Regions from separate parts of the Homo sapiens genome. Here region 2 is linked to region 1. A link is an interaction called in ENCODE POLR2A ChIA-PET data of the cell type or tissue named here. Cell type or tissue: Caco-2. All regions are shown on one strand.

What was found. Peaks named below come from ENCODE experiments on the same cell type or tissue, not always from the same donor. Only the 100,000 strongest peaks of a DNase experiment are listed, where the experiment ranks them.
Region 2: POLR2A ChIA-PET joins it to region 1 with 6 read pairs; 2 of 35 experiments call an interaction of 5 or more read pairs at or near these places.

What each region holds. Positions count from the first base shown.
Region 1 is chr6:43,259,806-43,264,805 of GRCh38, reverse strand. TTBK1 (tau tubulin kinase 1) reads right to left here. Exons shown (of 15, transcript NM_032538.3): 13 at 1,456-2,017. Among named protein-coding and RNA genes, the nearest start is that of TTBK1, 19 kb to the right of the region's middle. In Caco-2, a CTCF peak has its summit at 1,148 (motif pointing left); DNase peaks (open chromatin) are centred at 1,145 and 2,485.
Region 2 is chr6:43,648,478-43,653,477 of GRCh38, reverse strand. It overlaps RSPH9 (radial spoke head component 9), which reads right to left. Exons shown (of 5, transcript NM_152732.5): 2 at 2,938-3,103. Among named protein-coding and RNA genes, the nearest start is that of RSPH9, 5.9 kb to the right of the region's middle. In Caco-2, no CTCF peak of the experiment used is centred here; no DNase peak of the experiment used is centred here.

The sequences.
Region 1 (5,000 bases):
ACTCCTCCCCACGGCCATCCACCTGGCTCTCAGAGCTCACCTCCTCCATGAAGCCCGCCCTGATCATGGGAACCACTTCCCACTCCTCCCTGCTGCCCTCCAGACCTCTCCTGCCCTGATTTCGAGGACCTTCTCCCCTGTGCTCCTCCCATGCTCCGACCTCTCCCTCTCACTCATCATGCAGAGCTCCTTCTCCTCTCATTCCCCCTAGATGTGAGCACCTCTCAGCTTCTGCCCTCACTTTTGGGTTCCACACCCTGCACAGTCCTTTTGGGTAACATCACCCATTCCCATGGTTTCCCAAACCCCGAAATCTGTATTTCCAGGCGAGATCCCTCTCCTGAGCCTCAGGTGCCTACACGTGGACATCCCTTAGATTCCATGAAGTTATTATATTTATTTTATTTTATTTTATTTTATTTTGAGTCAGAGTCTCGCTCTGTCACCCAGGCTGGAGTGCAATGGCACAGTCTTGGCTCACTGCAACCTCTGCCTCTTGGGTTCAATCAATTCTCATGCCTCAGCCTCCCAAGTAGCTGGGATTACAGGCAGGCACCACCACACCCGGCTAATTTTTTGTATTTTTAGTAAAGATGGGGTTTCACCATGTTGGCCAGGCTGGTCTTGAACTCCTGACCTCAGGTGATCTGCCCACCTTGGCCTCCCAAATTGCTGGGATTACAGGCCTGAGCCACCGCACTGGTCAGATCATTGTATTTAAATCTGAATTCTCATTCCCTTCAAAACCACTCAGGGCATCAGCCGAGACACGAGACGCCCTGGCCCCCACTCCATCACAGCCTGCTTGACCTATCCCCAACACCCTTGGCACTATCCACCTTGCCCCACATCCACAGCCCCACCTCAGCCCAAGCCACTGGGACACTCTCTTGCCACTGCCTGCCACGTGGCCTGCTTGCATCTCATTTCAGGCCATTTCAATCCATTTTCCACACAGCAGCCTAAGGATCATTCAACAGTACCAATGTAATCATATTGCACTCCTGTTTAAAAGCCTTCAGTGGCTCACCAAACCTGCAGCATCAAGTCCTGGCCCCTTAGTATAGCCCCAAGTCCCTCCGTGGCAGGGCCCAGGGCTGACCTCACAGCCTTGTCTGCTGCAGTGTGCCATCAGCTCAGTGTTCTCAGATCGCCCCCTCCCGGCCTGTGCAAAACACTGTGCCCGTGGCCTGCGAGGCCCTTCTCCTGCCTTGTCACTTGGCTTCACTGCTCATAGTGCCAGACTCAACTCAGAACTGAGAGGGCACTTCCTCTGGGAAGCCTTGCCTGCCCCTCAAACATGGTTTCAGACCCTTAAGCCTGTCTACCTCCATCACAGCCCTGTGACTGCTGGCTTACTGGTCAGTAGTGCCAGCACACATGGAGCACCCCAGGCCTACACACCAGGACTCTGGGCATCTGGAGATGGGGAGTGGGGTGCAAGCCCAACCTTACCTGTCTCTGTGGGCCTGTGGGGTCCGACTCTCTCCGTCGAGGGCGGGGTCCCGAGTGCAGGGGTGAGTGGGAAGGGCTGCCAGGCGTGGGGGGCTGTGACGTCTCGGAACGGCCATCGCCCTGGCTCAGCTGGGGTGGCAGGGGCTGGGGCGGCAAATGCTGCAGGTCCTCCTCCGCCAGCGCCTGCATGCTGCGTCCCCGGGGCCGGACGGTGGGCTCTGCCCCCAGCCGCCGCCGCTCTTCGCCCTCCTCGGGCAGTGGCCGCAGCTCCTCGGGCTCCTCATCCGTGGTGCCCGATGTGCTGGGCTCAGCCCCTGGAGGGAAGTCCTTGAGCTCCGTCTCCTTGTCGATGATGACCCACTCTTTGCTGTCGAAATCCTCCTCCTCAGCCAGCGGCACCGAGCGGAAGGCGTTGCTCAGGGCCTCCTGCTCCACAGAGGCTGACACGTCCATGCGGCCACTGGCCTGTCGGTCAGCGTGGCCTGTGTCCACTGACAGCATCTGGGCTGGCTGAGAGGAGCAGGCCTGGCGCGAGGGCGAGCCAGGCAGATCCATCCGTGACCTGCAAAGCCACCCCTCACGGGGCTCAATACCTGGCCCCACTGGACCCCCAAGGACCCCACGCCAGCGGCAGGGTGGGGCGTGACTCCCAAAACCTCCTGACCGCAGTACCCCTCCCACCCTGAGCCAGGCCAGTTACCTCTAGGTTGTCACCCTCCAACCTCACTTCCTATCAAGGCTTTGTTAGTTCGTTTGTTAGTTCGTTCGTTCATTCATTCATTCATTCATTCAACAAATGTTTTTGAATGCTTACCGTGCTCCAGGAATACAAACAAGCAGAAAATAAACTCGGGTTTCTGTGCAAGGAACGCTCTCTCCTGGGCCACCCTAGGGAAGCTAATCTTCCTCAGGCAAGCTTTGTTCTTGCCTCTCCAGTGCTCACACCCGCCAGTGGCTGCTTCCTGCTGCTTCCAGGCAAACACACCCAACTGGCCCTTGAGTTTACAGAGGGCTTTCCAGCCTCCTCTGCCATCACCCTCCAGGCCTGCCTGGCTGGTTTCATCACCCCCAAGATGGCCTTGCTAGTCCCAGCTCAACAAACTCCAGTGACTCCCCGGCCCCAACAACAAAGTCCACATTCCTTGGTTTACACTCAAGGCCTCTCACAGCCTGAATACAGCTGTCTCCCCATTTCCCTCACCAGCCCCATCTCAGATTCCACCCTTACGGCCCACCCCCAATGTAGCCTCTCCCCACAGGACCTCTCCCCACACACAGCCTGTCCTTCTACCCTTTGCTGTCTGATACAGGTTGGCTGTCACCTTGGGCAGGTAGCCTGCCTTTCCCATCCTACAAGGATTAGTGCGTTCTATCTCTCTCTCATCACAGGGTGAACCTCATGTCTGTCACATAATCTGTCTCCCCAAGAGACTGTGAGCTCTGCTGCGCAGGGCCTGGGTCCCATCTGACTTTACCCCAAGGGCATTGATCCTGCCTTGGGACATCTCTTCTGTCGTTATCTTTTTTTTTTTTTTTTTTTTTGAGACAGAATCTGTCACCCAGACTGGAATGCAGTAGCATGATCTTGGCTCACTGTAACCTCCACCCCCCAGGTTCAAGCTATTCTCCTGCCTCAGCCTCCTGAGTAGCTGCGCTTACAGGTGCACACCACCACGCCTCCCTAATTTTTGTATTTTTAGTAGAGATGGGGTTTCACCATGTTGGCCAGGCTGGTCTCAAACTCCTGACCTCAGGTGATCCACCCACCTTGGCCTCCCAAAGTGCTGGGATTACAGACGCGAGCCACTGTTCCCAGCCTCATTATATTGAACTGTGCTGTGAATCTCACATTACTTTCAGAGCTTCTCAACTTGGGGTCATGCCAGCCCCAAGAGGAGGATATTTCTGATTGTACAGTAGTGTGTGTGTGGGGAGGTGCTACACAAGAAAGAATCGCCCTCTCTCAAATGCCAGGGTACCCCACTGAGAGCCAGCACGGAGGCCTAACCTATCTGGGGTTTGTGCCACTCCCTCACATTCAGGCTGTGGGCAGGGGGCTGACTTTCATTCTCCCCCAGCATCGAGCCTGTGGTTCAATGGCTCTTCAGCTGCAGAGGCAGGGGTGCAGATCAGAACTGCCTGTGGGGCTTCCTTAAAATACCACCACCCCAGCCTACGTGGGACCTGCCCAGTCTGACTGTGCACAATATTTTCATTGACTTGTTAATAAAGACTTAAATAAAACATCCTTGAGAGAGGCCACCTAGGGTCTTATATTTATGCTCCCATGTCAATGGCTGATATCATTTCCTTTCTGAGGCACAGTTTGTTTTGATGGATGTAAAGGGGAGAAAGGGTGCCAAAGAAGGCTCAGGGCTAGTGGTGCTTGTGCGTGTGTGTGTGTGTGTTTGCATGTGTGTGTGTAATGGGAGCTCAGACGGAGGGTTGGAGACAGGAGACAGTGGGGTGGGAAATCCAAATCTCAACTGCTTTTGTACTGTCTCCTGCTCCCGAGTGCCCCAGAGCCCATCCAGACCCTCTGCTGTCTATGATATCCTGTTCAGCCCTCAACTTTCTCTACCATCCCTGCAACTGGGGTTCACTGTGAGCCAAACCAGTTTGCTTCTTGTTTTCTAAAAGCAGGCAGCCCTTCAGGACTGTCTCATTCAAGGCATTTCCCACCTCTCTTCTCCACTCATATCCCTTCCCAAACTGCCTTTCCTCATTTCTCCGTCTCCAGGGAGAGGGACTCCAGGCTACCACAGACAAAAATGGTGGTCTTCAGTCCTACGTAAGCCAACCTGTGTGAGTGTGTAAGGACTGAGGTTGCTCACAAGGAGACACACAGAGTGGATGCCAGAAAGGATACCCCTCCTATCCCCAGGACTGGGTCTTTGGAAGAGACCCCTTTTCTGGTGCAGAGAAGGCCCCAGTCCTACTGTGGAGTGAAGTCCCACTCAGAGGCCAAGGGAAGATGGAAACATCTCTCAGGGGCCTCCCCACCTGATGTTGTCCCACCCACCACCAGCACAGATGGGGACCGGGCCCTGGCCCTTGTTGTCCACCCACCATCCGAGGTCAACAGACCATTCTCCCACCCTCCCATCTTCACCTCCTAAAGGCTCACCTAGCTTCTCAATGCTCCTTTTCCCCAACTAGGTTCCCGCTGGTCCCCTCCCCTCTGTGACTTCAGATCCTTCAGCCCTAACCCCCAAAACTTGCCCTGCTCTCTCTTCCAGCAATTCCCAGGCCCCCTCCCCCAAAGCTGAAGAGAGCCTACCTCAGCTGCACTTGAAGTGTCTATAATTAGTCTCTAGGAGAAGAGATTCTGGAAGCACACACACCCACCAACCAACTCGCCCCTCACCCTTCCTGGGCCCAGGCGCCCCACCTGTCCCTCCTGCAGCCTGCACTCACCCAATTACGTTTCCTGGCATGAGCCGGGACCTCTCTGGATCCCCCACTGGTTCTCCCAGGCCCTGTCTCTGGCCCCAACTGAGTCTGACCCCAGGCCCAAGTATAACCCTCTCAGCACTTCCCAGGGT
Region 2 (5,000 bases), 390 kb before region 1:
GTCTATATGGTCTTTTTTTTTTTTTTTTTTTGAGACGGAGTCTTGCTCTGTCACCCAGGCTGGAGTGCAATGACGCGATCTTGGCTCACTGCAACCTCCGCCTCCCGGATTCAAGCCATTCTCCTGCCTCAGCCTCCCGAGTAGCTGGGATTACAGGCGCCACTGTGCCTGGCTAATTTTTTGTATTTTTAGTAGAGACGGAGTTTCACTATGTTGGCCATGCTGGTCTCAAACTCCTGACCTCGTGATCTGCCCGCCTTGGGCTCCCAAAGTTCTGGGATTACAGGCGTGAGCCACCATGCCCAGCTATATGGTCATTTATTATGGTACTGTTTGTTAGAACTAAAACTTGGAAATCAGCTGGATGAAATGGCTCATGCCTATAAATCCCAGCACTTTGGGAGGCTGAGGTGGGAGGATTGCTTGAAACTAGGAGTTAAGACCAGCCTGGGCAACATAGCAAGACCCCATCTCTACAAAAAAATACAAAAATTAGCCAGGTATGGTGGTATGCACCTGTAGTCCCAGCTACTTGAGAGGCTGAGGCTGGAGGATCACTTGAGCCCAGGGAATGGAGGCTGCAGTGAGCCAAGATCGTGCCACTGCACCCCAACCTGGGTGACAGAGCAAGACTCTGTCTCAAAAACAAATAAAAATAAAATAAAACTTCGAAACCTACATTTTCATAAATAAGACACTGGGAAAATTATGGTACATTCCCACAATGGTGAAAAAAAAAAAAAAAAACCGGAAGTTGGGCATGGTGGCTCACGCCTGTAATCCCAGCACTTTGGGAGGCCGAGGCGGGCGGATCACCCGAGGTCAGGAGTTGGAGACCAGCCTGGCCAATATGGTGAAACCCCGTCTCTACTAAAAATATAAAAATTAGCCAGGCGTGGTGCCAGGTGCCTGTAATCCCAGCTACTTGGGAGACTGAGGCAGGAGAATCACTTGAACCCGGGAGGCAGAGGTTGCAGTGAACCAAGATCATACTACTGTACTCCAGCCTGGGTGTGACAGCGAGACTCCATCTCAAAAAAAAAAAAAAGAATGGGAAGGCTCTTTAAGACACTGATATAGAAAGATCTCCAAAATATATCATTAGGTGAAAAAAAGCAAGGTTCAGAATCATGTGTATAACATGCTGCCATTTTTTTTTCTTTTTTTTTTTTGAGACAGAGTCTCACTCTGTCGCCCAGGCTGGAGTGCAGTGGCCCGATCTCAGCTCACTGCAAGCTCTGCCTCCCGGGTTCATGCCATTCTCCTGCCTCAGCCTCCCGAGTAGCTGGGACTACAGGTGCCCACCACCACACCCGGCTAATTTTTTGTATTTTTAGTAGATACAGGGTTTCACCGTGTTAGCCAGGATGGTCTCAATCTCCTGACGTCGTGATCCACCCGCCTCAGCCTCCCAAAGTGCTGGGATTACAGGCATGAGCCACCGTGCCTGGCCAATGCCCAGGGGATTTTTTAGAAGGCAGATACCTGATGCTGGGGCCCAAGATCCTACATTTCTAACTCTTAGGACATGGTGAAGCTTCTGATCCAGACTCTACTTGGAGCAGAAAAATTTAGACACACAAGTACACATATGTACACACACATGCACATGCAAAATAGTTAACGTCAGACTGTGTGCGGTGGCTCACGCCTGTAATCCCAATACTTTGGGAGACTGAGGCGGTCGGATCACCTGAGGTCAGGAGTTCGAGACCAGCCTGGCCAACATGGTAAAACCCCGTCACTATTAAAAATACAAAAATTAGCTGGGTGTGGCATCAGGCACCTGTAATCCCAGCTACTCGGGAGGCTGAGGCAGGAGAATTGCTTGAACCCAGGAGGCGGAGGTTGCAGTGAGCTGAGATGGCGCCACTGCACTTCAGCCTGAGCAACAAAGCAAGACTCCGTCTCAAAAAAAAGAAAAAGAAAGAAAGAGAGAGAGAGTTAATGTCCCCTAAATAGAGGACCTGTGTGACTGGTGGACAGAGATGGGAGGAAACTTTACTATATTCCTTTTTGTACCTTTGAATTTTGTACATGCGGATTTATTATTTTGTGAAATGAAAACTGATACTAAAATATAAGAGCCTGTGCACATTCCCTGACCCCAGAGTACAGCACAGAGCACCCCCTCTTCCCAGTCCCCACCCCAGAGCCTACCCACTGCCTTTATCCAGTTGCTTAGGAGGTAGCTGTGTGTGGCCTTGGGCACATCACTTAACCTCTCTGAACTGGTAGGAGAATGTCCTCTTCTCTACCACCTGGAAACCAACTCCATAGGGTTTTAAGGATGAAATGAGATGATACAGGCACAGTAGCACATTGCCTAGCACACCCAGGTACCCAATAACCAACGTGTCACAAAGATAATAATAACATTAGTCATCAGGGATGCTGGCTCATGCCTGCACTCCTAGCTACTTGGGAGGCTGAGGCGGAAGGATTATTTGAGCCCAGGAGTTTGAGACCAGCCTGGGTAACATAGTGATATTCCTGTCCCAAAAAAAAAAAGGAAATAATGATCGTACTTGTTGCCATAATTTCTTTTTTTTCTTTTCTTTTTTTTTTTTTTATAGACAGGGTCTCACTCTGTTGCCCAGGCTGGAGTGCAGTGGCGCGATCTCAGCTCACTGCAAGCTCACCTCCTGGGTTCATGCCATTCTCCTGCCTCAGCCTCCCGAGTAGCTGGGACTACAGGTGCCTGCCACCACACCCAGCTAATTTTTTGTATTTGTAGTAGAGACGGGGTTTCACTGTGTTAGCCAGGATGGTCTCAATCTCCTGACCTCATGATCCACCCGCCTCAGCCTCTCAAAGTGCTGAGATTACAGGCGTGAGCCACCGTGCCCAGCCTGTTGCCATAATTTCTATTAGGCTGGGTTTTGGATGAGCCCAGGCTCTCTTTTAGGCCCTCCTCCTGCTCTCCTCTTCACTCACCACTATTTCTTCTTCAAAGACTTTTTCACCTTCATTCACCTTCTGCAGCTCAGTGTGTTCATATTCGTATGATGGGTCCCCCATGAAGCGGCCCTTCACCACAGACGACTGCGCCACCATCTCCTCTGTGGCAGGGGGCAAGAGGCTCCACTCTGTGCAGTTCAGGCTGCCAACAATATTCACATCACCCCTGGATTCCAACTCCCTTCTCACCCACTATTCCTATTATCTTCCCTTCTGTCTAGTGGGTTGGGCCCAGGAAAAGCTGTTGAAATGGCCACCTTTCCTCCCAATGCTGTCGTGAGACTGTTAGAAGCCCCAAGTGCTGACTGGGCACGGTGACTCACACCTGTAATCCCAGCACTTTGGGAGGCTGAGGTGAGCGGATCACTTGAGGTTAGGACTTTCAGACCAGCCTGGCCAACATGGTGAAACCCCGTCTCTACTAAAAATACAAAAATTAGCGGGGCATGGTGGCACATGCCTGTAGTCCCAGCTACTCAGGAGGCTAAGGCAGGAGAATCGCTTGAACCAGGGAGGCAGAGGTTGCAGTGAGCCACGACTGCACCAGCCTGGGTGACAGAGCAAGACTCTGTCTAAAAGAAGTCCCAAGTGCCAATGGTGAACCCACTCCTCATATGTAATAAACAGATTCAATTTCATTCATTCCATGTATGCTGAAATTAAATGAGCCTCTTCCTAGATATCCGGACTGTGAAATTCTGGATGAGTTTCTGGTAGCTGAACTTTCCTCAATTGTGTGGATCCATGTTTTGGTGGGCCCTAAATTCATGCTCAGCCTGCCCACTGAGTCAACAGCACAACCATTTCCTCCCATTTCTCAGGAATGCCCAGCCTATGTTCAAGAACTTCTCCTCTGAGGCCTTCGGGAGCACTCACCAGGCCCACCTGGTTCCTTCTTTCTCACTTCCTTCTGCTGGGAGAGGAGGTCCTTCCCACTCCTCTCAAATATACCCTGGGCCTAGGTCCCCAGCCTGGTCTCTGCTTATCCTCCTGCCCTTCACTCTCCACCAGTTCCCCCTTAACATAAAAATGGCTCAGCTGACCAGGCGCGGTGGCTCACACTTGTACTCCCAGTACTTTGGAGGCCGAGGTGGGCAGATCACACGAGACCAGCCTGGCCAACATGGTGAAACCCTGTCTCTACTAAAAATACAAAAAAATTAGCTGGGCTTGGTGGCGGGCGCCTGTAATCCCAGCTAATCAGGAGGCTAAGGCAGGAGAATCACTCAAACCCAGGAGGCAGAGGTTGCAGTGAGCCGAGATCACACCATTGGAATCCAGCCTGGGCAACAAGAGCGAAACTCCATCTCAAAAAAAACAAAACAAAAACAAAAACAAAACAAAAAAAAACTGCTCAGCCTACTAAAACAGCAACCCTCCAAATCCATGTCCTTCTAGAAAATGCTGTTCCTGTCCTTCCCTCCCTCTTTCCCAACTTTCAACAATAATCTCAGAACAACAATTGCCCTGTGGGGGACTTTCCTCCCCTTCCTTTTCACTCTTCAGCCCACTGTGCCATGATTTCTGCCCCACCACTTCAAGAAACTGCTTGGGAGAAGGCCATCCTTGACACCTAACGGCCAAGAAATGCATCTCCAGTTCTATTTCCTCTGACATCTCCCTTCCCGCTCCTCCAGGGCCTTAAGTATTTCCAGGGACCCATTCTCACCCCTCTTTTCTTTTTGCAATCTTTCCCACCTGCCTTCCAGAGCCCCAGCTACTGCCTAGTCTGTATCCAGAATCCAACCACTTCCACAGCTCCCACCTTGGCCCAAGCCACCATCCCCTACTGTCTAGATATTGCCATCGACTCCTAACTAGTCTCCCTGACTCCACATCTATTCCCCCTTTGGACTAGTCCCCACCCAACTGTTCACACCTAAGCTGTCATGTCACTCCTCTGCAGAACCTTCCAATGGCTTCCAATTAAGCCAAGTCTTACAATGCCCCACAAGGCCCTGCATGATTGTTTCCTACTCCTCACCTCTCTGACCTTGTATCCTACAACACTCCCCTCACTTATTCTTCTCTAGCCACAC